Linked DNA regions of Homo sapiens: region 1 is linked to region 2. Evidence: read pairs that join two places in POLR2A ChIA-PET (ENCODE). Cell type or tissue: PC-9. All regions are shown on one strand. Links, peaks and the distances in the headings refer to the core of each region. The heading gives the core; the rest is flanking DNA. Region 1 holds the start of NAA40 (N-alpha-acetyltransferase 40, NatD catalytic subunit). Region 2 holds the start of CATSPERZ (catsper channel auxiliary subunit zeta).

Evidence for each region. Peaks named below come from ENCODE experiments on the same cell type or tissue, not always from the same donor. Only the 100,000 strongest peaks of a DNase experiment are listed, where the experiment ranks them.
Region 1: POLR2A ChIA-PET joins it to region 2 with 10 read pairs; 2 of 35 experiments call an interaction of 5 or more read pairs at or near these places.

The regions. Positions count from the first base shown.
Region 1 is chr11:63,931,078-63,946,920 of GRCh38, reverse strand. It overlaps NAA40 (N-alpha-acetyltransferase 40, NatD catalytic subunit), which reads right to left and starts at 7,919. Exons shown (of 8, transcript NM_024771.4): 1 at 7,819-7,919; 2 at 986-1,081. The coding sequence starts at 7,824. RefSeq lists enhancers at 949-1,878, 8,038-8,177, 8,416-8,916 and silencers at 7,813-7,998, 7,928-8,007, 8,268-8,317. In PC-9, for the core only: a CTCF peak has its summit at 8,727; DNase peaks (open chromatin) are centred at 8,220 and 8,710; H3K4me3 peaks cover 2,423 bases; H3K27ac peaks cover 2,039 bases.
Region 2 is chr11:64,296,708-64,307,654 of GRCh38, reverse strand. It overlaps KCNK4 (potassium two pore domain channel subfamily K member 4), which reads right to left. Exons shown (of 7, transcript NM_033310.3): 3 at 10,654-10,777; 4 at 10,376-10,536; 5 at 10,002-10,188; 6 at 9,406-9,545; 7 at 7,624-8,309. The coding sequence ends at 7,929. It overlaps CATSPERZ (catsper channel auxiliary subunit zeta), which reads right to left and starts at 7,297. Exons shown (of 5, transcript NM_001039496.2): 1 at 7,224-7,297; 2 at 6,668-6,998; 3 at 4,094-4,173; 4 at 3,816-3,882; 5 at 2,885-3,112. The coding sequence starts at 7,244. The coding sequence ends at 3,009. It overlaps ESRRA (estrogen related receptor alpha), which reads right to left and starts at 2,131. Exons shown (of 7, transcript NM_004451.5): 1 at 1,919-2,131; 2 at 151-487. The coding sequence starts at 475. KCNK4-CATSPERZ (KCNK4-CATSPERZ readthrough (NMD candidate)) reads right to left here. Exons shown (of 11, transcript NR_133662.1): 3 at 10,654-10,777; 4 at 10,376-10,536; 5 at 10,002-10,188; 6 at 9,406-9,545; 7 at 7,224-8,309; 8 at 6,668-6,998; 9 at 4,094-4,173; 10 at 3,816-3,882; 11 at 2,886-3,112. RefSeq lists enhancers at 1,435-1,504, 7,403-8,397 and a silencer at 1,915-2,424. In PC-9, for the core only: CTCF peaks have their summits at 2,938, 3,137 (motif pointing right) and 6,496 (motif pointing right); DNase peaks (open chromatin) are centred at 2,434, 3,144 and 6,464; H3K4me3 peaks cover 2,537 bases; H3K27ac peaks cover 730 bases; H3K27me3 peaks cover 657 bases.

The sequences.
Region 1 (15,843 bases), core at 4,040-12,039, 360 kb after region 2:
AGACAAGTGGGGCGGAGGTGCAGATCCTATCCCAAGAGCTGTTGTCTTGGAGTGGGATGCTGTGGGGACCCACAACGGGAGACTAACTTCAGAACCAGGAGCAGCCTCCCAAAACCCACCATTTGCCTAGCTCTGAAGTCACATGTGCGAGGAAGGCTTTGGTGGAAAGGCCCAGGAGAGTTAAGTTTGGCATCACCTGACAGGGCAAGAGGAGACCTCATTAGCCTGTGGGCATACAACCTGCTCACAGCACAGCTAACCCAAAGAAGAGGCTACCTGATCTGCTGCACACTGACTTTACCTGGTTACAACTCCAAATGGAAAATCAAGCCCCTGAGCCACATCCTTATAAATGAGTGTTTACTATGAGTGGGTTAAAAGAATGACCAAAAAATGGGATACTAAATGGAGGCAGGGGCTGGGCACTGTGGCTCACGCCTGTAATCCCAGCACTTTGGGAGGCCAAGGCAGGTGAAATGCTTGGGCTCAGGAGTTCAAGACCATCCTGGGCAACAAGGCCAAACCCCGTCTCTACAAAAATTACCCGGGTGTGGTGGTGGGCACCTATAGTCCCAGCTAATTGAGAGGCTGAGGTGGGAGGATCACTTGGGCCCAGGCGGCAGAGGCTGCAAGGTTGAAGTGAGCCGAGATAGTGCCACTGCATTCCAGCCTGGATGACAGAGTGAGACCCTGTCTCACACAAAAGAAAAAAAAATTATCTAGATCCTCCTCTATTCATAAGGAAGAAGATCCACAGGGAGGCAGCCACTTCACTGGAATCCACGTTTTCCCAAACACCTGGGCCAACTGCTGGCGCCAACTTCCAACACACAGGTATGAGCTCAGTTCCCTGCACAGCAAGGAGGCAGAGGCGGTGTGGGTGGGTAGTGTCACAATTCTGCCACAGGGTGGAGACAAAATAAGTCAAATTATAAACCAAGCTGAAGTCCCAGGAGGCAGGGACTGGGAAGAAAGGGAGAATCACCCTGTTGGCAGCGTCCACTTTGGCACAAACGGCATCCATGGCTGCTCGCTCCTCCAACCGCTTCTGCTTCTTCTCCTTGGCTTTGCTTGACTTTCTCTGCAACAGGGAAAAGCAACGTTAGCTGGAATGGCTGTGGCCAATCAAGCACTGACTTTCCCTTTAAGGAATCGAAGGGCCCTGCATCCACAGGCCTGGCCCAGCAGTGAGAAATTTCCCACCTCTGCTGCCACACATTTGGAGGGGCGGAAAGACCCAAGCAGGTCATTTTGTAGTGGGGAGTCCTCAGAGGTCACCAGACTTCTCAGCTTCCCTTCAGAAAGAGCACTGGCCGTCCTGACACAGACACTGTGGGGACCCAGCGAAACAGCTGACAACGCCTACAGCAGGCCAGCCCCCAGCAGGCACTTAGTAAATATTCACTCACCCGCTCCCTCCTAAGGAGGGAACACCCAACTTTAGACACACTGAAGACCGCTTCAGGGAGGAGACAGCATCTAAGGTAGCCGTTGATGGCTGTTCCTAAGTTTATTCAAAGCCTTTTCGGTGTCTTCCAGCTTTGGGAGACAAAGATCTGGTTGGCCACAGCTCCTGTGGGAGCCGGGTCTCATTTCAAGTGGGGGCCACCGTGTTCGGACTCAAGGACACAGAGCCATTCCCAGAAGCCCTGCTCAGTTAAGGCCAACGAGTGACAGGGCACACCCAGTGACAGGGCAGAGGGCAGGGGCCCAAAGGGTTCACCTCAGGACACAGATGACACATGGCCAGCAAGACGAAGCTGCAGGCACACAGTCAGCAGCAGGGCAGCAGAGGAGCAGCAAGTGGGGATTCTCCTGGCATAGAGCAGCGAATGGCAAATTGCCCACAGCTGCTTCTAGATCAGGTCCTGTTTTGAGGCCGACGTGAGATTCTCTCAGGCCTAAGACCCACTCACCCTATTGTGAAAAGCCAGGTAACACACGGCAAGAGCCAGGCTCTGACACCTGGCAGGCCTCATCCAAAACCTCCTTTTTTCTCTTCTTTTTTTTTTTTTTTTGAGATGGAGTCTCACTCTTTCACCCAAGCTGGAATGCAGTGGTGAGATCTCGGTTCACGGCAGCCTCTGCCTCCTGGGTTCAAGCGATTCTCCTGCCTCAGCCTCCCAAGTAGCTGGGATTACAGGAGCGCACCACCATGTCCAGCTGATTTTTGTATTTTTAGTAGTGACGGGGTTTCACCAAGTTGGCCAGGCTGGTCACTAACTCCTGACCTCAAGTAATCCGCCTGCCTCAGCCTCACAAAGTGCTGGGATTACAGGCGTGAGCCACTGCGCCAGGGCTGTCCAAAGCCTCTTCCTGCTCTCCACCCTCTGCAGTGCTAGGACGAGGCACAGCACTTCTCTGAGCCTCCCCTGGCTTGATGACTGAGGGTCCTTATGAGGGTTAATATGGTATGTGTTCAATAAAAGGCTATTCTCATTCTCTCTCCCCAGGACAACAAGAGAGCACAGGCATGCAGACTGCATGCACCACCCAGCTGGTCCCCAGAAGGCATCCCAAAGGCACTGGTAAGTTGGCTCTGCTTTTTACCAATAGAGCAGCCTCTTTTGACACCTCCCCCCCAACACCCCTCCTTTCCCTGAGCTCTCTGGAGAGGTTTGACAACTCCCAATTACATCTAGCCCTGACACGGACTGGCCCCAGGAAAGGACACTCAGAGCGATTAACCTTCTGCATGAGTTGAAAAACCAGATGCTGGGGAAGTTCTCAGAATCAGTTCTACCCACTATTTTCCAAGGAATGACACTGCTTACCTCCTACTTTAATCAACCAAGAAGAAAGGAGTTCAGATACCAGGAACTCACAGGGATTGTTCTTATAGCCACAAACTCTACCAACACCAGCTATTAATTATCTCATGGCTGAGCGCTGTGGAACACAGGCAAGATCTCATATCTTACCTCCCTAGAGGAAGGAACAAAATAGAGAATAGACTGTCTTCATAAGGCTGGACTCCTGGAACAGAACTAGCCTCCCTCTACCATGGACAGGTTTAGAGCATTCATCTTTTTCTCTGGAAATTTAGATTTCAAGACAACACAGAGATAAAGCTTGCAAAGTACCTTTACAAACATTATGTTTCTTTTTTTTTCTTTATTTTTTTTAGAGATGGGGGAGTCTCACTATGTTGCCCAGGCTAGTCTCAAACTCCTGAGCTCAAGCGATCCTCCTGTCTTGGCCTCCCAAAGTGCTGGGATTACAGGTGTGAGCCACCACACCCGGCCTAGGTTATGGTTTCAATTATCAGGGCAGAAACTATCACTTCCCTTTACACAATAGGAAACTGAGCCTTGAAGAGACAATGTGACCACTCAGTTCTGCAGTGAATAAAGGGCAGAGGGGAGACTCAATCCCAGGGATGGGCTGCAGATCATGTTTGTTCCACTGGCCACACTGTCCCCTACTGAGGCGCCTATGTCCTGCATAGTGGACTTCCACTTGGTCATCAACAAAGATTCTTGCACCCTGCCACGATAAGGCCTGGGCTTCAGAAGCCCTCAGCAACCACTCGGCAACTCCTTTCTCATTGCCTGGCTGGTTTGGTAACAGCGTGCCAACACAGTGCCGCTATACACCCTACCCTCTGCACTGAGGCAGAGGTGAGGGACAGAGAAGCGTCGGATGGAAGGTGTCCAGGGCTGCACCATGGGGCAGAAGAGCATGAGCTTTGGCGTCAATCAGATTGGGCCTATGCTCTTCCTGACACCCCCAGAATGACTTATGAAAGCAACTCCATCTCCATGAAGATGGGGGTACAAATGTTGGCCTCTTGGAGCTGTAAGGGCAGGTTAGAAGCCAGCACACCTTCAGTGCAGGTACAAGCTCCCTTACTCCACCCTACATGCTTGTTCTCTTATACAGGGCTCAGGGATCAAAGGTGCTGGAGGGCAAGGGTAACGCCCAGAACCCAGAAAGCACTGAAGCCTGGGTTCCCTCCATCTCACTTCTAAGCATGAGCAGTAATTCCCAAGAACAAGCAGCAGGAGGGCCAGCCGGGCCTCTAGTAGATTTGTGGGCTCATTCATGTAGACCTGGCAATCCTCAGAGCAAGGCCTGGAGCTGCCATGGCCTGAGACCGCAATAACTCAAGAACCCCTTACGAGCTCCGCTGCCTGCCCATGGGGCAGAAGGCAGGGTGCAGCCAGCTGGGCCAGACAGGCAGGGAGGGGCCGCACTAGGAAAAGTGGTCTCCTACTGTTCCAATTAGCTTTGCCCCTGCCTTGTGGAAGTAAGGCTGTCCTACAGGGACACAGGAAAATGCTCCTAATTAAAATGGATAATAAGCACAGTGAACAGTAAAGCTCACTGTGGTTAAGTGTCTTTTCCAAGGGAGCTTTGTACAAAAAAAGAGAGTGCGGGATTTTGAATCAAAAGACCTGGATTTGATTCTCAGCTCTTTCACTTACTAGCTGCGTGACTTCAGGCAAGTTACTTAAGCTCTTTTCAGCAAGTTGCTCAAAATTTCTCTCTCAGTTTTCTTCTCCATAAAATGGGGCTCGCAATGTCTACACCAACAGTCGCAGGAGGGGACTTCTGTTTACAAAGACCTCCCTCAGATCTTCTGCCGGTGCTTTAATAAAGGTGATCTATTTTACTTTTCACAACCCAGCATGGTAGGTGTGACTACTTCTTTGATGAGAAACCTGAGGCACAGAGAGTTAAGGAACTTGCAGGGTCACAGAGGCGGTGAGGAGAGTTCTCAAAGCGGTCTCTTCCTCCCACTCCCTCCAACTCTCCCCATGAGGTGAGGGTAGATCCGCTTTATCTGGCTATGTTCACCCAGTGCTCACCAAACAGCAGATACTCAGTTCACATCTGCTGAATGAATCATCCAAGATCCAAATCCACGTTTGAACCCTAAAGTCATGCTCCTTCCACCATGTCACAATCACATGTATATGGCATTTTTTGTTATAAAGTGTTACATAAATGTTTCCATGTGCAGTGTAAAACTCTTCCCCTTACTATTCCCATTGAAAAAGTAACTCCACACACAGTTCTACGACTGGAAGGGGTCATAAAGACAAATTAAAAAAAACACACCCAGGCTGGGCGCGGTGGCTCATGCCTATAACCCCAGCACTTTGGGAGGCGGAGGTGGGTGGATTACCTGAGGTCAGGAGTTCAAGACCAGCCTAGCCAACATGGTGAAACCCCGTCTCTACTAAAAACAGAAAAAAGTAGCCAGGCATGATGGTTAATACCTGTAATTCCAGCTACTCGGGAGGCTGAGGCAGGAGAATCACTTGAGCCTGGGAGGCAGAGATTGCAGTGAGCTGAGATTGTGCCACTGCACTCCAGCCTGGGCAAAAAGAGCACAACTCTGTCTAAAAAAAAAAGGAAAAGAAAAGAAAAGAAACATCCAGATGGGAGGAGGAGCCACTTTTCAGAAAAAGAATTTGGCATCTCTTAGATTTTCAGTATCAATGTCTCTACCCCATATACTATCCAATATCCAAAAAGAATCTGTTTTTGGTGAAGCAAGAGAAATATAAATTCTAACTCCTGAAAGATGACACAAATGTGGCAACTAGGACACGTGTGTGGCAACTGAAGAGAAAGCGCTCCATCTGAAGCCTCACTCAGCCTGAGGCCAGGCTCTGCCACAGGGTAACTACAAGGAATGATGACTTCCCCAGCACCCACAGTTGTGGAATGAGGGTGATGAGACGGTTCCAGCTGTTTCAGGGAGGAGAATTCAAGTCTCTCTTACTGTCAATTTTAGGCCAGAAGAGACTTTGTAGGGTCTCATGTGAGAAACACATCTGTAAAGTATAAGATTGAGGCCCTAAAGGAAGCAAGGATCGCAGAATCTCTGGGGCATATTTCTTTTTTCCTTCACCCTGTCTTATGGTGTTGAGGGCCTGCTATTTCAGTCCAACCAACGAGGAAGTGTTGAACTAGAACGGCATGTTACACTTCTTGTTTTCTGCTTAATCCGCAGTGGCTGCTTCTGGTTAGACAGTTACTAAGGGACACAGGTTTCATTTAGTTTCAACAATGGCTGTGTCTAGGACCTTTCACCAAAATTTAGGTTAAATATGCCTAAGGTCTCTAGACTTGGTTTTCTACATATGAAGTACGTAATACCCAAAACTATTTGTTAAAACACGATGACTGTTTTGACACGGATTAGACAACTATTTTTGTCTAATAAGTTGATTTGTTCAGTCGATAAATAGTGGAGTGACGGGAAAAAAAAAAACTAGGTTAACAACAGTAGGGACAAACCCAATGGGTTAAAAATAGCACAAATCCATTTTAGATCAGTAAAGTTAAGGCTGAGGATACAGACAAAAATAACAGCCACTACTTAGGAGACACCTCCTTAGCAATCTACATCCATTATCTCACTTAATCTTCACTACTACCCTAAGGGGGAGGTATTAGCATCCCAATTACAGAGGTGAGGAAATTCAAACACATAAAGGCCAACTCACTGGCACACTATTATACCACCAGCAGCGAAGACGGGGCTGGAAGTGAGGTACCTCGGGCTCCAAAGTCAGGGTTCCCTTAAGGTGATGGAAATTCCATGTAAATACTAATATAGGCCTGTGTGGTGGCTCACGCCTGTAATCCCAGCACTTTGGGAGGCCTAGGCGGGTGAATCACGAGGTCAGGAGTTCGAGACCAGCCTGGCCAACGTGGTGAAACCCTGTCTCTACTAAAAATACAAAAATGAGCCGGGCATAGTAGCGGGCGCCTGTAATCCCAGCTGCTGGGGAGGCTGAGGCAGGAGAACCGCTTGAACCCAGAAGAAGGAGGATGCAGTGAGCCGAGATCGCGCCATTGCACTCCAGCTTCGGCGACAAGAGCAAAACTCCATATCAAAAAAAAAAAAAAAAAAAAAAAAAAAGAATACAGCCAATACTAGGAAAAGCGTTATCTTTTTAGGAGGGTGACTGATACTGCTGTAATTGAGACTTAGTAAGGTGAACGCACAGAAACTTGCAAATAACTTCTGCCCTACCCTATATCCCGGGAAAGTAAACTAAAATGCACCTCCAGGCTGCCGGCACGGAACAAGTGGTCAATATCCATCCGCGGCTGGGCCGCCGCCCCCGCCTCCCCGCATCTTCCCCGCACACCTGCACAGCCCTCCCCTTGCAAAAAACACCTGCACTACCAAAACCCCTAACAACCCAAGCGGTCGTAAGAACCATTTCATTGCAACCAGGAGGCGTCGAAGGCAGGAGTCTATGGGAAAGGAAGGCTGTGTTTATCAGGAGCAGCAGGAACCTGGTGGAGAGGTTTCGAAAGAGTGTAGGGGAACCGGCTTCGCTGAGACTCGAGTAACGGGAAGGGCAGTGGACTGGGATTCGGGAGGCCCAAGGTGGGGTCTGACGCCCCCGACAATATGACCTTGGCTAGGCGCCTTCTTTCCTCTGGGCCTCAATTCCCTCCAAGCCAGGGTTGACCTCGGATGTGAAAAGCGACGAAGCTGGTGACAGCCAGGTGATGAGTGACCCTGGGGGAGCGGGAAGCTAACCCCAGGGTCCCCGCGGGGGACGGTGGTGGGGAGGCCAGTAACGGGTCCGCGAAGCAGGAAGGGGCGGGCGTGACGCTGGGGGCGCCGAGGGGGTGGGGCCCCGGACCAGGGGCTCTCCAGAGGATTCCCGGGCTAGGCCTAGCGTAGGGACCCTTAGAATGGGGGAGTCGGGTCATGTGGGGGTCAGGGGTCACGTGAGGCTGGAGGGGGTCGGGGTCACGTGAGAGGGGGGTTTAAGAACAAAGGGGGCGAGGGTAGCGAGGAGCGCCCCTGGACCTCCCATCTCCTCTCTCTGCCTCACTCACCCCCATAGCGGCGGCGACAACGCTCAGCTTCTTCTTCACACACTTGCCGGCAGGGAGGCGGCAACGGCGGTGGCTGCAACAGCGGCGGCAGCAGAGCGGACGGCCCTGCAACGCGCATGCGCCTCGCAGCTTCCCCCCCCCCCCCCGCCCAACCGCGCGCCCTCGTACCGCGCCGGCGCAGAACCGGCGCAGGGCAGCGGTGAGCCGGCGCGCAGGTGGAGCGCCCGCTAGGCTGGCCGAGGGTCTCCGACCAGGAGGAGGCGGGAGCGCGGAGGAGCGTCGCGCCGGGAATGACGTGCGGCCAGAGCCCGCCCCCTCGCAGGGCTGCGTCTGTAACTATGGCAACGGCGGCGCCAGGCCTGGCTGCTCACCCAGGCCGTGAGTCGCGCGCCGCTGGGGGCCGGGTGGTTGGCAGCACCTCCCCTGCGGCCAGCGACTCCTTGGCCCCGCGCGTAGCAGCCGGCGGCACAGCCACCTTCCCAGGCGGCCAATCGCGTCTCGACCTCTAAAGTACCTGCCCCTCCAGAGCCCTAGCGCGCGTAGCGGAAGTCTTTGGAAACTTTCCCACCTTCCAGATCTTGACTCTTGAAATTCCTTTTCTAACCAGAGTCCTGTTACTCATTCATTCGTCTTCTAACCATTCATTCCCCCTCATTCATTCACGTTCTCAATAAAAATTAACTCGCATCTACGCGGTGCTGAGCCCAGGGGGCACAGAGAGGAGCGAGGTGCCATCTCAGCGCCACACCTCAGGGTTTAGAGGGGAGACGGGCACGTAAGCACTGTTTAGGAGAGAGTGGACAGTGCTGTTAGCGTGAACACCAGGCATCCCGGAAAGTTTTAATTTCAACCCATCCCCAGCACACCGGAGTGACCCGCACGTGACCCGAATCCAAACCGCCGGGGGCGCTTCCGCAGTGTGCACACCTCTGCCAACCTCCCCCAGAATCTCCAGGGGTGGAGCCAGAGTCTTCACTTCCTAGTGCTCCCCAGGTAGGGAGCGAAAATTAGTGAAATGCTTCAAGACGAAAATTAGTGAAATGCTGCCCAACACTTAAGCTTCATGGACTTTTTCAGGTTTTGCTCATTATTCCATCTTTTTGTTTTTTTAAGAGACAGGGTCTCGCGGTCGCCCAGGCTGGAGTGCAGTGGTGCAATCACAGCTCACTGCAGCCTCGACCTCCTGGGCTCAAGCGATCCTCCCGCCTCAGCCTCCTGAGTAGCTGGGACTACAGGTGTGCACTACCATACGCAGCTCAATTTTTATTTATTTTTTGTTGAGATGGGGTCTCACTGTGTTACACAGACTGGTCCCAAACTCCTGGGCCCAAGCGATCCTCCCACTTTGGCCTCCCAAAGTGCTAGGATTACAGGCGTCAGCCACTGTGCTTAGCCTCATTATTCCAACTTTAGTGCTCAGTACAGTGGTGGCCTCAACAACATTTATCCAGTGCCTACTGTATGCTAGGCACTGTTCCAAGCAGCAAGGAAAACAACAATAAGAAACAGAATAGGCACCACCCTTGTATCCTAGAAGGAGGAGACCGATAATAGATGAAATAAATAGGTAATATACATAGTTAGTTAAATGATACAGGCTCGGCCGGGCGCGGTGGCTCACGCCTGTAATCCCAGCACTTTGGGAGGTAGAGGCGGGCGGATCACGAGGTCAGGAGATCGAGACCATCCTGGCTAACACAGCGAAACCCCGTCTCTACTAAAAAAATACAAAAAATTAGCCGGGCAGGGTGGCGGGCACCTGTAGTCCCAGCTACTCGGGAGGCTGAGGCAGGAGAATGGCGTGAACCCGGGAGGCGGAGCTTGCAGTGAGCCGAGATTGTGCCACTGCACTCCAGCCTGGGCGACAGAGAGAGTCTCAAAAAAAAAAAAAAATGATACAGGCTCTAGAAGGAAGAAAAAGCAGGGAGAGAGCACAGGGAAGGTCAAGATTTATAGTTGTGGCCTGGCGCAGTGCCTCACACCTGTAATCCCAACACTTTAGGAGGCTGAGATGGGCGGACTGCTTGAGCTCACGACTTTGAGACCAGCCTGGGCAACAGAGTAAGATCCTGTCTCTGCAAAAAAATTTAAAAATAAAAAAAAATTAGCCAGGCGTGGTGGCGTGTACTTGTGGTCCCAGCTACTCTGGAGGCTGAGGTTAGAGGATTGCTTGAGCCCGGGAGGTGAAGGTTGCAGTGAGCCGATAGCGCCACTGAACTCCAGCCTGGGTAACAGAGCCAGACTCGGTCTCAAAAAAAAATAAAATAAATAAAAGCTTGGCGCAGTGGCTCACACCTGTAATCCCAGCACTTTGGGAGGCCGAGGCAGGCAGATCACGAGGTCAGGAGATCGAGACCATCCTGGCTAACACCATGAAACCCCATCTCTACTAAAAATACAAAAAAATTAGCCGGGCATGGTGGCAGGCGCCTGTAGTCCCAGCTACTCGGGAGACTGAGGCAGGAGAATGGCATGAACCGGAAGGCGGAGCTTGCAGTGAGCCAGGATCGTGCCACTGCACTCCAGCCTGGGCAACAGAGCGAGACTCTGTCTCGAAAAATAAAATAAAATAAAATAAAATAAAATAAAATAAAATAAATAAAAAAGGCCGGGCACGGTGGCTCACGACTGTAATCCCAGCACTTTGGGAGGCCAAGGCGGGAGGATTACCTGAGGTCAGGAGTTCAAGACTAGCCTGACCAACATGGAGAAACCCTGTCTCTACTAAAAATACAAAATTAGCTGGGTGTGGTGGCACATGCCTGTAATCCCAGCTACTCGGGAGGCTGAAGCAGGAGAATCACTTGAAGTGGGGAGTCAAAGGTTGCAGTGAGCCAAGATTGTACCGTCGTACTCCAGCCTGGGCAACAAGAATGAAACTCCATCTCAAAAAAAAAAAAAAGAGAGAGATTTATAGTTTTAACTAGGATGCTCAGGAAAGGCAAACATGAGGTGATACTTGAGTCAAGATCTGAAGGTGAGGGAGCAAGTAATGAGGACGTCTGGGGAAAGGGCATTGCAGGCAGAGGAGGTCCTAGAACCACCCTGGCTTCTGGGTTGAGATGAGAATGTAGGGACAAGGTCAAAGGAAGGACAGTCCAGGCTGGGCAAGGTGGTGGCTCATGCCTGTAATCCCTGCACTTTGGGAGGCTGAGACAGGCAGATCACTTGAGGTCAGGAGTTTGAGACCAGCCTGGCCAACATAGTGAAACCCCATCTCCACTAAAAATACAAAAACTAGCCAGGCGTGATGGCAGGTGCCTATAATCCCAGCTACTCGAGAGGCTGAGGCAGGAGAATTGCTTGAACATGGGAGGCGAAGTTTGCAGTGAGCCGAGATCAGGCCACTGCACTCCAGTCTGGGCGACAGAGCAAGACTCTGTCTCAAAAAAAAAAAAAAAAAAAAAAAGAAGGACAGTGTCCAGAGGCCACTGCTATAATCAAGGCAACAGATGAAGCCTCCACGGTTGAGCAGCGGCAGAGGTGGGAGAAGGGCATTGAAGGTAGAGCCTACAGGACTTGCAGATTTGGTGTGGGGTGTGAGGGAAGGATCAGAGCCAAGCTACTTAGCCTGAGCTGCTAGAAAAATGGAGTGGCTTCAATTGAGATGTGGATGACTTTGAAAGGAGCTGGCTTGAGTATAGGGAAGATCAGGATTCTGTTTTGGCCACATCAGGTCTGAGTGCTTTTTAGACGTTCTGGTGGAGACGTGGGGTAGTCAGAGTTGAACTCAGGAGAGGGGTCCACGCTGGAGATAACAATTTCAGCACAGTCGGTGAATAGATAATATTTAAAGCTGTGAGACTGGCCGGGCATGGTGGCTCACGCCTGTAATCCCAACACTTAGGGAGGCTGAGGCAGACAGATCGTTTGAGGTCAGGAGTTTGAAACCAGTCTGACCAACATGGTAAAACCCCGTCTCTACTAAAGTACAAAAAAACCTTAGCTGGCCATGGTGGCAGGCACCTGTAATCTCAGCTACTCGGGAGACTGAGGCAGAAGAATCGCTTGAACCCAGGAGGCGGAGGTTGCAGTGAGCTGAGACTGCGCCACTGCACTTCAGCCTGGGTAACAGAACGAGACTCCCTCTCAATAATAATAATAATAATAAAATAAATAGAAAAGACAAAATCAAATTTGATTTTTTAAAATAAATAAATTAATAAAACTGTGAGACTGAGGCCGAGTGTGGTGGCTCACGCCTGTAATCCCAGCACTTTGGGAGGCTGAGGTAGACGGGTCCCTTGAGCTCAGGAGCTCAAGACCAGCTTGTGCAACATAGCGAGACCCTGTCTCTACCACAAAAAGAAAAAAAAAAGCTGTGAGACTGGATGAGGCCGTGGAGGGAATGCAGTTAGACTGGAATGAGTGAATCTTTGGCCTGACAGCCCTATTGTGTGGTCAGGAAATTTGTTGTGGTTGCCAGCCCTCTAGGGACCAGGAGAGGGAGCTGAGAGTGGGAGGAGGGTAGCCAGCTGGGAAGAAGGGATATCCAAGCTTATCTTTGAAGAAGGAAGAGGAGGCAAGGAAATTTCTTTTTTTTTTTTTTTTTTTGAGACAGAGTCTCGCTCTGTCGCCAGGCTGGAGTGCAGTGCAGTGGCACAATCTTGGCTCACTGCAACCTCCGTCTCCTGGGTTCAAGCAATTCTCTGCCTCAGCCTTCCCAGTAGCTGGGATTACAGGCACCCGCCACCATGCCTGGCTAATGTTTTTGTATTTTTAGTAGAGACAGGGTTTCACCATCTTGGCCAGGCTGGTATTGAACTCCTGATCTCGTGATCCACCCGCCTCAGCCTCCCAAAGTGCTGGGATTACAGGCATGAGCCACCACGCCCGGCCTAGAAATTTCTTTTCTTGTCTTGTCTTTTTTGAGACGGAGTCTCGCTCTGATGCCCAGGCTGGAGTGCAGTGGTGCAATATCGGCTCACTGCAACCTCCCCTCCCGGGTTCAGCGATTATCCTGCCTCAGCCTCCTGAGTAGCTGGGACTATAGGCATGTGCCACTGTGTCTGGCTAATTTTTGTATCTTTAGTAGAGACAGGGTTTCACCATATTGGTCAGGCTGGTCTCGAACTCCTGACCTCATGATCCACCCACCACAGCCTCCCAAAGTGTTGGGATTACAGGCGTGAGCCACCGCACCCAGCCTAGGCAAGGAAATTTCAACTGACAGAAAAGGATTTGCAGAGCCAGGGCGGTGTGAGGGAGTGGATAAGGTGAGGGATGAGACTCCACCCCCACCTCGGCACAGTCCCCACTGTGTTTTGGTTTTTCTGGTCTCCTTACCTACAGGGAACTTCATGGTCAGCTGTTTCAGTGCACAGATGACTGCCACCACCATCCCCTGTGCCCTGTCCCTTCTGCCATGCCCCACTCTTGGGTTTGCTCCCTGCTCCCCCAGCCTGCTGGAATTTGCTGGAAACCAGGCAAGGCCTGGGAGGTGAGCCCAGTAGTCCTTGGGGGAGGTGACATCATCCAGGCCACCCAAGAGGCCCGAAAAGGCCCAGTGCCCTATTTCTGCCCCAAGGCAGCATCCTTCTGTCTGAGGCCTGCCCTGATTATGGGCCATCTCTCCTGCTCAGGGCTTCCTTGTTCTTGTGGGGTGGTGGACAGAGCCTGCTCTGGAGTTGGACCAACCTGTGTTTAAATCTCCTTTCTGCTACTTGTTGGCCTTGTGACTTTAGGCAAGCTGCCTACTATCTCTGAGACTCAGTTTCCTTATTTGTAAAGTGAGACCACCAGTAGCAATCATCTTCATCTTCAGTAAAATCTTCTTCTAGGGGTGGTTGTGAGAATTAAATAAGATGGGATGGATGGCAAGGCCTGGGGCAGGAATGGAACCCCATACACCCATACAAAAGTATATCAAAGTGGCCAGACGCGGTGGCTCACACCTGTAATCCCAGCACTTTGGGAGGCTGAGGAAGGTGGATTGCCTGAGGCCAGGAGTTTGAGACCAGCCTGGGCAACATGGTGAAACCCCGTCTCTACCAAAAGTATAAAAGTTAGGCCAGGCGCAGTGGCTCATGCCCGTAATCTCAGCACTTTGGGACGCCGAGGCTGGTGGATCACAAGGGTGGATTCGAGACTAGCCTGGCCAATATGGTGAAATCCCATCTCTACTAAAAATACAAAAAGTAGCTGGGCCTGGTGGCAGGTGCCTATAGTCCCAGCTACTCAGGAGGCTGAAGCAGGAGAATCGCTTGAACCCAAAAGGCAGAGGTTGCAGTGGGCCAAGATTGAGCCACTGCACTCCAGCCTGGGCAATAGAGGGAGACTCCATCTCAAAAAAAAAAAAAAAAAAGGGTGAAACCCCGTCTCTACTAAAAATACAAAAATTAGCCCGGCCTGGTGGCGGGCGCCTGTAATCCCGGCTACTCAGGAGGCTGAGGCAGAGAATTGCTTGAACCTGGGAGACAGAGGTTGCAGTGAGCAGAGATCGCACCACCGCACTCCAGCCTGGGCAACAAAGCGAGACTCCATCTAAAAAAAAAAAAAAATTAGCCAGACGTAGTGACGCACACCTGTAGTCCCAGCTACCTGGGAGGCTGAGGCAGGAGAATCGCTTGAACCCTACAGGCGGAGGTTGCAGTGAGCCGATATTGCACCACCGCACTCCAGCCTGGGCAATAGAGCAAGACTCTATCTCAAAAAAAAAAAAAAAGTATGTGTCCCCTTCTCCCCTCCCTGGCATCGCATCCCTCCCGCCGCACCCACATTGACCAGGCTTTCTACGCTGCCTCATTTACCCTTCTCTCCAACCCCCACGCAGGGGGCTGAAGCACCCCTTCTCCACACTCGGCTCCGACCTCTCCGGCAAGGGACTCTGTCTCCCTCATCTCTCCGAGGCCCCTGGACTCCCTGGCTCCTCCCTCCTCCGCTGCCTCTTCCTCCCTATGCCTCAGACACAGCCACTCCCAATCTCCAGGCTTTGCCCTCTTCTCCCTCTATGGCCCGCAGCCGCTCCCAAGTATTCATTCACTCCTTCATTCAGCCAAGGCACGGGGGCCGCCATGTGCTCCGCTTTGCCTTCTGTGCGGAGGAACAGCTTGGGAGACAGCTCCTGCCAGAGAAGGAGAGCACGTTTGGGGAGGGCAGTCATCGCACTGTGTGATGAGTGGGCAGCTGAGAGTCCCCGGACTTCCCCAGAAGAATCTGAATTTACACTTCTCCTCCTGCCACCCAAGGCCAGGTCCACCTAGAGTGTCAAACGCTAAGGCCCCTCAGGGTCCCTCCCGGCTGTGAACCTCTTTCCCCAGGCCTCCTTCGCTTGTGCTCCTTCCTGGCTCCTGCCCGCCCTAGGGGGCCTCTCTTCCCTACTCAAAAGCTTGTGGAGGCCAGGGGTGGTGGCTTACGCCTATAATCCCAGCACTTTAGGAGGCTGAGGCAGGTGATCACTTGAGGTCAGGAGTTTGAGACCACCTGGCCAACACGGCAAAACCCCACCTCTACCAAAAATACAAAAAAAATTAGCCAGGAGTGGTGACGCACACTTGTAATCCCAGCTACTCAGGAGGCTGAGGCAGGAGAATCACTTGAACCCAGGAGGCGGAGGTTGCAGTGAGCCGAGATCTCGCCACTGCACTGCAGCCTGGGTGACAAAAACAACAACAACAAACAAACACACACACACACACAAAAAGCTTGTAGAGGCAACAGCCTACCCTGTGTCTCCTTCCTTAGCTTCTCATTCCTCTCACTCCTCAACCCCTGCAGCTTGGCTGCTGTCCCCTGCAACCTACGCCTCCCTCCTGGTGCCTCCAGCAGTTTTGCTAACTCCAACTGTGCTTCCCTGTCTCAGCCTCATCTTTCCGGCCCTTCCTGCAACATGTAGCTCTGTTATTCCCTCCCTCTTCCTTGAAACACTGTTCTTCCCTTGGCTCCTGTGACACCACACGCCCCTGTTTTTCTAAAACCCACATCTGGTTGGTCAGTTAAAGGCCTTCTGCGGCTCTAAACTCTGTATGGTTGTTCCACCCCTGCCCGCTTGGCCAGGGCCGCTGCTCCATGTGGCATCCTGTGCTC
Region 2 (10,947 bases), core at 1,844-9,843:
CAGGGAAAGAGTGTCTCTGGGAGGTAGAGGGACTGGAAACACCAGATTGTTAGCCTCAAGCGGTGCCACAGCCATCAGGGGGCCTATTGCACCCAGCAGTGTACCCAGAGGGTGCAGGGCAAAGGACAGGGGAGTGGGCTGGGGGCTCACCCTGGATGGTCCTCTTGAAGAAGGCTTTGCAGGCCTCACAGGATGCCACACCATAGTGGTAGCCGGAGGCCACGTCCCCACAGACCAGGCAGAGGCGCTTGGGCAGGGAGCTGAGCACCAGCTTCCCACCGCCCTGCTCGCCAGGCCCAGCCCCCTCCCCATCCTCCTCTTCCTTGTGGCCTGGGAGGCAGCGAGTGGGAGCTGGACCAGGGGCCAGGGCCACAGGAGGCTCGGTCTCTGTCTCCGAGGAACCCTTTGGACTGTCAGGGCTGGCCGGCTCTGCCTTGATGTAGAGAGGCTCAATGCCCACCACCTGGCTGGACATGGCGCTGGTCACCTGCACGGAGAGACCCATAGGTTCGCAGGAAAGCACTGGTATGGGGGATGGGAGACACCCTGCCACACGGGTTGCCCAACCTCGGGCCTAGGGCCAGGCTTCCAAGCCCAGCAAGTGGGGAAGAAGGGGGGCAGAGTCCAAGGAAGGACTGCCCAGGAACACTGCCCCCTCCTAGCTGTTGCCATGGAAACAGAGTCTTCAGGGCCAGTAACTGACAGCAGGTCTCCCCCTTGGGAACCTGGGGGAGGCTTAGAAAGCCCCTACTCCCACCCAGGCCAGGGAGCAGGGTAACCGTAGCCCCCAGGCAACCTTCAACCCCACCTGGAATCCCTAGCCAGGAGCAGGATACTTCCCAGTTTTCTCCAGATGTTGGGGGGACCTCTGAGACCCTGCCCTCATCTGGGTATTCTGCATTGGAGAGCAGACCCAAGGCCAGTGGACGTGCTCACACCGAGTTCACACACTCCACTCACCGGGGTGCTCAGGAGCCCCACAAGCCCACGCAGGCTCGCTCTCTGCTGAGGGCTTTCACACTTGCACCGGCCTTCCCAAACCCGTGCTCACTCCTGCTCACACTTGTGCTCACACACTTCTCCTGGAGCGCACACCCCATCCACGAACTCAGTCAAGGCTCATGATCACACACACTCTCACTAGGTCTCCCCACATCCACACGCACAGGCACGGACTCATGAAAACACCTCCAGAGCTTTTCACACCTGACACGCGGCTGCCCTCCTGCCCCAGCATGCCGGTCCCAGGCACACGGCGGGCGCCGCTCCACCTCCTCGCGACCAGCCTGCAGGTCCACTCTTATACTCCCGCTGTCGCAGAGGCCGCCACCTCCCGGGGCGCCGCGTCCCGCCCCCAACCTGCGCACACCTTTGGGAAGTTGCCTAAAGTTGCTACGCCTCCCCCTCCCCGCCCGCGGGAGACCTCTACCAGGTTATCAGGAAGTAAGTGGGGAGAGCCAAGGAGGAGGAAGTTCTCCCCTGCCGGTGCGATGACCTTTGACCCAGAGAGGAGGGTGGCCCCAGGCCCCTTCGAGCGCCCCCACGTGGTCTTCAGAGCCCCTTCCCAGACATAGAGCCCTCCCCGTCTTCCACCCCGGCCAGCCCCAGGGACTTCGGCAAATGCGGGATTGAACCCTGCCCCGGAGCGGGCTGGATCGGAGGCCCAACCCTGACCCGAGTCAGGACCCGCAGCCAGAGCCAGATCCTGCCCCAGGCCGGCCCACCAGGACTCGGACGCCGGATCCCGCCTGAACCCTGACCAGTCCGACCCTCGACTGGGTCCCAACCGTGGCCCGGACTGGCCCCAGAGTCGGACCCCGCCTGCAGCCCGCCCCGCCCGCCTCCCTGCCGCGCTCGCACATGGCCCCCGCGCCCCGCCCGCCCACCCCCGCGGCAGCGCTCCCCTCCGCCCCCGGACCTGGGGCTCCGGCAGCGCGGTCGGGCAGGCATGGGGGCCGAGCGGCCCGGAGTGCCGGAGTGAGCCGGGGGCCGCGGGCGGCCCCTCCTCCGCCGCCTCCTCGGGCCGCGCCGCCCCACCGCGCCGCGTCCCCTCACTCGGCGGCGCCGCCGGCTGCTTGTAGGACACAAAAGGACATCGCGGCCGCTTCCTACTCCGCTTCCTCCAGCTGACAGCGGGGGTGGGGCCGGCCGTGCGCATGCAAAGCAGGGGGCGGGGCCCGGGGTCCTATGCTAATCAGACCAGCGGGGCGGGCGGCGCCTGCGCGCCCGGACGAGTCGGGGCGGAGCCGGCAGCGCCAGTGGGCGGGCCTTCGTGCAGGTCCCGCCCCGCAGCCCGCCGAGCCACTGCGGCGCACATGCGTACGCGGCCCCTGGGAGGGGCGGGGCCGGAGACGCGGAGGGCGGGGACAATAGAGCCGAGAGCAAGTGGGGCCAGAAGCGCTCTTTCGTAACGGAGGAGGCGGGGCTTGCTGCGCGCGAGAGGAGTGGGCGAGGCGGTGCAGGCTGCAGTCGCGGAGCCAAGAGACCACTTACAGATGAAAACGCAAGGGCGGGACGAGCGGAGAGGCTGGACCTGCTACCTATGCTTGAGGGGCGGAGCCTAGCGCGCCGTCGCGAGGAGGGAGGTGCTGCCCCGTTCCCCCTACCCCCTTCCCCCAAAGCGACACCAACTGAGCACTCGAACCGTAGACCCAGTAGCCCCACAGAGCTGCGGAACTCGGGGTGGGTGAAGCCGACTTAAAACATGCAATAAGTCCTGGATTGCGAGTCCCGGAAGGTAGGGCCGATAGGGCCCGGACGGAGAAAGCTCAAGGTCACTGCGGTGACCGAATGAAGGTCACTGCGGTGACCGAATGAAGGTCACGGGGAAGGGCGGGGCCACGTGCGTCCGCCTCACGCGGGCTGTCCTGCACTGACTCACGGACCATGCATCGACTCTTTTATTTCTTTAGGACTCAAATTCCACTCGGATGGGGTCAGGCTTGGGTCTGGGGACCGGGCTGGCACGGGGCTGGTTCGGGTCGCTGCTCGAGCCCAAGGTGGCGTTTTTAATTCACGTACAGCCTCTTGCTCCGGCGCTTCTTGAGCCCTTCGATGTATCGCTGCAGCTCCTTAGTCAGGAAGTGGTCCCTGCCGATCCCTAACTGGTAGCCTAGGAGGAGGGCAGAGCTCGGCTCAGGGCAGTGAGCAACCGAAAGGTCTCCCCACCAGGGGGCGCCGCATGTGTGATTCGAGGAACCGCAGATGATTCGAGGTAGCAGTAGCGCAGGGCACTCAGGTCTGTGTTAGCCTGGGGAACTTTGCATCTCTAAGGGTGCTGAGTGTTAAGGTGGAGGATGGATGAGGTCAAGGCTAGGGAAGAGGTTGCAGGCCTGAACTAGGGCGGTGGTAGCGAGCAGTTTGCCCACCTTCTGGACCAGCCACCCACTCTAAGCCATCAGCTGGCCCTTTATCACCGCTGGGCTTTCCTACCACAGCAGCAAAAGTTCACCCACATAATCCACTGTCCAAAGGCTCCTCACAACTCCCCAACCAGAGGCAGTCGAGGCCACACCAAGGCGGTCATCCCACTGTGCAGGTGGAGAAACAGCCACAGAAAAGCCTCCCTCAGCTGGAGAGGGGCTGCACTCAGCCTGGAGCCCAGGCCTCTGCCCATCACCACATGTCCCCCACTGGGTCTTCCTGTGCCCAGTCCCTCAGCTTTTAACTTTTATGGGGCCCTTGGAATACTTGTGAGTGCCAAGGGCATCTGACAAGACATAAGGCACCCTGAAACCCCACCCCCCTGGGCCCCAGCCCTGCAAAATCCACCAGAATCTGTCGTGGGAGTTCTTGGGGGTTGGCGGGGAGCTTACTCCGGAGGGCTTTGGTGAGGATTTCCAGAGCTTCATTCTCCATGAGTTCCATCAGGGGCAGTGGCAGCTGGAGAAGCAGCAAGAGGCTTAGGCGTCCAGGTACTTCATCTCTGCCCACAGCTGAAATGCCCCCACCTCCTCCCTGTGGCCCCCAAACCCCCAACCAGCCTGCCTGCCCCTCCACCCTGCCAACCACCCCCAACTTTCATATCCTATCAACCCCCAATTTGCCTATCCCCTACCCCACCGAAACGCCCAGTCTCCCCAGCCCCTCCAACCCTGCTCTGCTGCTCTGCCCAGTAGGCTCGATGGGGCATGTGCTTCGCAATATTGAGTGATGACATTGAGGAAGACTTTTCTGGGAGAAGAGAAAAAAGGGTTAGTCATCCGCAGACTCCTGGGCCTTCCCTGGAGCACAGGAGATGGGTAGGCACCTTGTGAGAGGGAATGGCCTTCAGAGACCAGCTCCTGGTGCAGCCTTGGGGTCAGCATGGGACAGAGGTTACAACCCTGGGCTTTAGAGCCCCACCCACATGGTTCCAGTAATGACTGCCCCACAGTGTGACACTTAGGACCAGTGACTGACACTCTCTGACCCTCAAGTTCTTCATCAGTAAAATGGGGTAATAAGAACAGCTCTTGGCCGGGCACGGTGGCTCATGCCTGTAATCCTAGCACTTTGGGAGGCCAATGTGGGCGGATCACAAGGTCAGGAGTTCGAGACCAACCTGGCCAACATGGTGAAACCCCCGTCTCTACTAAAAATACAAAAATTAGCCGGGCTTGCTGGCAAGTGCCTGTAATCCCAGCTACTCGGGAGGCTGAGGCAGGAGAATCACTTGAACCAGGGAGGCGGAGCTTGCACTGAGCCGAGATCGTACATCTGCACTCCAGCCTGGGTGAAGAAGTGAGACTCTGTCTCAAAAAAAAACTAAAAAAAAAAAAAAAAAAAAGAACAGCTCTTGGCTCTTGGCCAAGTGGTGGCTCACGCCTGTAATCCAGGCACTTCGGGAGGCCAAGGTGGGCAGATCACAAGATCAGGAGTTCAAGACCAGCCTGGCCAATATGGTGAAACACCGTCTCTACTAAAAATACAAAAATTAGCCAGGCATAGTGGCAGGCACCTGTAATCCCAGCTACTCAGGAGGCTGAGGCAGGAGAATTGCTTGAACCGGGGAGGCGGAAGTTGCAGTGAGCCAAGATCGCACCATTGCACTCCAGCATGGGCAACAGAGTGAGAATCTGACTCAAAAATAAATAGCCGAGCGCGGTTGGCTCACGCCTGTAATCCCAGCACTTTGGGAGGCCGAGGTGGGCGGATCACGAGGTCAGGAGATTGAGACCATCCTGGCTAACAAGGTGAAACGCTGTCTCTACTAAAAATACAAAAAATTAGCCGGGCGTGCTGGCAGGCGCCTGTAGTCCCAGCCACTCCAGAGGCTGAGGCAGGAGAATGGTGTGAACCTGGGAGGCAGAGCTTGCAGTGAGCCGAGATGGCACCACTGCACTCCAGCCTGGGCGACAGAGTGAGACCCCGTCTCAAAAAATATAATAAAAATAAATAAATAAAAAATAAATAGCTCTTTATGGAGGTTGTGAAGTTTGAAGGTGACAATCCAGGGGAAGCCCCGTGCCTGGCACACAGCAAGTGCTCAATATGTAACCATTGTTATACTGTTATTGGTTCTTACTCTCTGATGAAGTAGTTTGAGGGGGTGCCAGACAGTGCCCAGCACGTAGTAGGGGCTTAGAAATTGTAACCAGCAACTGACTAATGGAAAGACGTACACCTCCTCAACCAGCGCAAATCATAAGACAAGGAGTTAACTCTTGCAACTGGTGGGATGATTCCATTAAAAACACAGGTCTCGCCGGGCATGGTGGCTCACACTTGTAATCCCAATACTTTGGGAAGCCGAAGCAGGAGGATCACTTGAGCCCAGGAGTTTGAGACCAGCTGGGGCAACATGTCGAAATTTTCTCTACAAAAAATAAAAAATTAGCTGAGCAGGATGGTGCCGGCCTGTCCTCCCAGCTCGGGGTGGTGGGGGTGGCTGAGGTTGGAGGATACCTTGAGCCTAGGAGTTTGAGGCTGTAGTGAGCTATGATCACAACACTGCACTCCAGCCTGGGTGACAAAGCAGGACGTCATCTCTAAAAAACAAAGGCCGGGCGCAGTGACTCAAGCCTGTAATTCCAGCACTTTGGGAGGCCGAGGCCGGCGGATCACTTGAGGTCAGGAGTTCGAGACCAGCCTGGCCAACATGGTGAAACTCCGTCTCTACTAAAAATACAAAAATTAGCCGCACGTGGTGGCGCGCGCCTGTAATCCCAGCTACTCGGGAGGCGGAGGTTGCAGCGAGCAGAGATCGTGCCATTGCACTCCAGTCTGGGCGACACAGCGAGACTCCGTCTCAAAAAAAAAAAAAAAAAAAAAAGTGGGAGGCGGGAGGATCACTTGAACTGCAGTGAGCTATAATCGCACCACTGCACTCCATCCAGCCTGGGCGACAGAGTGAGATCCTGTCTCAAAAACAAAACAAAACAAAACAAACAAAACAAAAAAACCCCGCAGGTCCTACCACGGGGTCTTTGCGCAATTTATTTGGTGCGTCCTTCCCCGGACTCTGCGCGTCACGACCGAAAGGCCTGTTACAACGCCTGCCCGGGAGGGGGCGCTCCAAGAATGCCTGGCGGATTTAAAGGGCGAAAGATTGGCGCGGGCGCCTCTCCCAGAGAATCCTAGAAACTTGGATCCCATCAGCTTCCCCCCATTTTACAGCTCCAGAAATTGAGTCCCTGGCCAGCTTATTGCCCTGCGGGTGCCCACGGCCTGGCGAGGCCACACTGACCGGCCTCGATCTGGGATGCAGTGTCCTTCTCCCCCAGATTGATTTCCATGGAGCTGCCGCGGTGCAACTCCAGCTCCACCAGCGCGTGCTCGTCCAGTTCCTCCGGCTTGTGGCTGGCCTTGTACCCCTCGTCCAACGAGCCCCGCCCCGGGCTGTGCCACCCGCGGGTCTTGCTAATGTTGCGGCCCTCCTCGTCGAAGCCCTCGCAGACCTCGGACAGCGGCATGTTCAGCTGTGCCTGGGACAGCGTGGTCGTGGTCCACAGGTCCCGAGTGTCGCTATGCACGCTCTCCTCGTCCGAGCCTTGGCGGTCGGAAGACTTGAGCGACACCTGTGGGCCACATACAAGGAGGGAGCCAAGGGTCGCGGATGGCTGGAGCGGGAAGGAAGAGCGGGCTGGGGAACTGAGCCGGGCCGGGTTGGGGATCCCGTAGAACGTGGGGTTGGGTGGGGGCTGCGGGCAGCCAAGGCTGAGTAAGAAATAGCGCCAGGGGCCCGAGTCGGACCAAGGGTGGGTTGGAGCGGACAGGGTAAGGGGCCTAGGGAGACGTCTTACTTTCGAAGGCTTTTCCTCCATGGTTCTGCCCCAACGGACCCAGACGCCACAGGCCTCGAGACGAGAAGGGAGTCAACGCTCCAGGAAGGGGGCGGGGCAGGGTCTCTCGCGCTGGGAGAGTTCAAACGACAGCCCTCCACGCGAGATGCCATTCTCTCTCCCCTGCCTCTCCCTCCCTGCACCCCACCCGCCAATGTGTGTGCAGAGGCTGGAGACGCGCAGCCCATCCTGGCTGATCCCCACGCCGGACCCTACACAGTCTCCTCCAGGCAGAGACGCGGGCCTGAGAGGGCCGAGACTTGACCGACCTGGGTGCCCGGGGACCCTCGGCCTGGGGGTCACGGGAGGCCAGAGGTGCCCCCACGGTGGCCCGAGGAAAGCAATTCCACACCCACTCGCGTCCGGGAGCGTCACGCCCGCAGCGGTGCAGACCGTTTTCATTTATTGATGCAGGCTTTGAGGCACAGTCGTGAGGTGCTGTGAGGGATACACCCGCCCGGGGCAGCGACACAGAAAGCCTTGGGGGGGTCTAGAGATGGATGGAAGTGAGGGAAGGGCCGGGGCCAGGGAGGAGGCGGAGAGGCAACTGTAGCCTCCTCCCCAGACTTCAGTCTCGTGGAAAGAGGGCTCTTTGGTCAAACAAGCCAGGCATGCCGGGGAGAGCAGAAACGAAGCCCTTGAGAGGCCCGGCCAGGGATCCTGCCCCTACACCGGCACGCCTTTGTCTCGGGGACGCCCGGGGCCGCGGGGCCGCACGGGCTTCCTGGGGGGATTTGGGCGGCGGCGACCTCTCGGCGCGCGGGGCAGCGGGCAGCCGCGCTCGCTCTGCGTATCCGAGGACTCGTCGATGAAGGCCAGGTTCTCGCTGGGATAATCCAGGGCCGAGGCCGTGGGCGGGGAAGGCGGCTGAGCCTTCTCGGGGGGCGAAGGGGATCGGGGCCTGCCCAGCGGCTGCGCTGGACAGGGCGGTGGAGGCAGCAGTGGCTGCTCCTTCTCCGGCGGCGGGGCGGCGGGCCCGGCTCGCTGGGTCACGCGCGCTGTCACCGTGCCAGTCCAGCTGGCAGCCTGAGCCGTGAGGCCGCCCATCTGCACGGAGAGGGAAAGCAGCCCTCGACTAGAGGTCTAGACCCCCTCCGCGACCCCCCGGGAACCTGCCCCTTCACCAGCAGGGATCAAACCCCAACCCTCTTTTCTGCCTGGTCCTCCAGCCTCAGCCAGCCCCAAGGATGGAAGGGCTCCTCCACTGGGTGCTCCCAGCAGGGTGGCAAAATACAAATCGCCTGGCTAAATGTGAATTTCAGAGAAACAACAAATAAAATTTTAGTATAAATATATCTCGTGCAATATTTGGGACATGCTTTTTTTTTTTTTTTTTTTTTTTCTTCTTTTTTTGAGACAAGTCTAGCTCTGTCATCCCGGCTGGGGTGCAGTGGTGTGATTTCAGCTCACTGCAACCTCTGCCTCCCCGGTTCAAGCGATTCTCCTGCCTCAGCCCTCCAAGTAGCTTGGATTACAGGCGCCCGCCACCACGTCCAGGTAATTTTTGTATTTTTAGTAGAGACGGGGTTTCACTGTGTTGGCCAGGCTGGTCTCGAACTCCTGACCTCGTGATCCACCCGCCTCAGCCTCCCAAAATGCTCGGATTACAAGCATGAGCCACTGCCCCCCGCCATAATAAAATTTTATTTATTTGGAATTCAAATTTAACTGAGTTTTGTTTTTGTTGTTGTTGTTAATGTTTGTTTGTTTGAGACCAGGGCTTACTCTGTCACCCAGGCTGGAGTGCAGTGGTGCAATCATGACCCACTGCTGCCTCGACCTCCCCTGGCTCAAGCGATCCTCCCATCTCAGCCTCCCGAGTAGCTGGGACTACAGGCACACACCACCACGCAGGGCTAATTTTTGTGCCTTTTCTAGAGGCGGGATCTCACCATGTTGCCTGTGCTGGCTTTCTGCATTTTTATTTGCTAAATCCGGCAATCCTACCCATGAAGGAAGAGGTGGTGAAGGTACCCACAAACTTATACCCCTCTGTTCCCTGCGGGGCACACACAGAGGCTCACTCAGCCCCTGCCTCAGGAGCCCACGCCCTGGATAGGAGACAGCCTGATCAACCCCCTGCTAGGGAACAGCACATTTGCACCACAGTGCGCAGGCACAGTGCCAACCCTGGGGCGCCTACCTCTGCCCGAGTGCGGCGGGACACTACTCGCAGCCAGTTCCCGATGGTGGTGAGCACTGAGGCGAAGTAAGCCAGGCCGAGCAGGATCCAGAACCACACCAGCGGCTGATAGGCCGGGGAGTCCTGCCTGGGGTCCGCGCCTGGGATACCACCAGGGAAGGTAGAAAGAATTGGATTGTGGGGCAAGCCTGTGAGCTCTGGTTCAGTGCCCCCCTCCCAGTTCCTGGAGAGGACCTGCCCTCCCTAGGGCAATGGGTATGTGCTTGAGTGTGTGAGTGCAGGCAGGAAAATGAGTGGTGTGCATGAGTTGAAAGTGTGCAAGATAAAAGCATGCAAGAAGGGGCGCTCCCGTGCAAGAATGTGACACATGCGAGGGGTGCATTTAATATATGTGTGAGCATGCATGGGACTCAAGCATATAAGAATGTGAGTGTGCATAAGGCGCTGGTGTGTGTGCAAGGCTGTGATGGTGCATTCCATGATGGATGCAGGGGTTAGAGCAACCACATGGGATCTGGAGGGAAAGGCAGGAGTGCAGAGCCCCTGATCAGGAATAAAGTAGATGGGAAAGTGCAGCACAAGAAGGGCGGCCTCACCGGCCACATAGTCGCCAAAGCCCACGGTGGTAAGCGTCACTATGACAAAGTAGATGGCCTCCAGCTTGCTCCAGTCCTCCATATAGCAGAACACGAACGTGGGCGTGAGGACAAAGAGCAGGCAGCCGATCAGCAGGAAAAGCATCGCCGACAGCACTCTTACTAGCTCCGGTGGCACGTGCCACTTCTGCGGGATGGGGCAGTAGGCAGGACCCAGGAGACACCAACAATCCCCACTCCCATACTCCCCACTCCCGCCCCCAGGAGCCTGTGGGAGAGGCTTATGGTCTTTGGGGGCGCGCTCATGTGCCAGGGACATGGGGAAGGGTAGCCGGAGCCCAGCACAAGGGCAGGCAGGGCATGGAGCAGCTCACCAAGAAGATGGCTTCAATGTGACCGATGCCATGGCGCAGGGAGGAGCCCAGCCGGTCCCCGACCCCTGCCAGTAGGATCCCAAACAGCGGAATCCCCACCAGCGCATAAAAGATGCAGAAGAGGCGCCCGGCATCTGTGCGCAGGGCCACATTGCCATAGCCTGGGCAGAGGGGCGATGCAGGAAGTCTAGGGGCCACCTGGGACCCCTCCGTCTCCCTGCACCTTCCCCCATGAGGAAGCTCCTTGCCGCCCCCCACATGCCAATCCCCTCCCCCACCGATGGTGGTGATGATGGTCCCTGAGAAAAAGAAGGCGCTGCCCAGGTCCCAGGCTGAGTGGCTGCTGTTGCTGGTCGAGTTGGTTTCTGGGTCCGCACCCCCTCCCAGGGCATCAGCCACCTCCTGCAGGACAAGGTGCAGAAGGAGGAGCTTCAGTTCTTCCCTCCTGTCTAGGGCAACTCGTGGCCCCTCCAGTCTCTAGGGTGGCTCCTTCCCTGCTCCTCCCTGTTCTCCCCTTCCCTTTGGTCTCCCAGGAGGCAGTCCCTTACAGCAGAAGATACAAACTGGGTCCA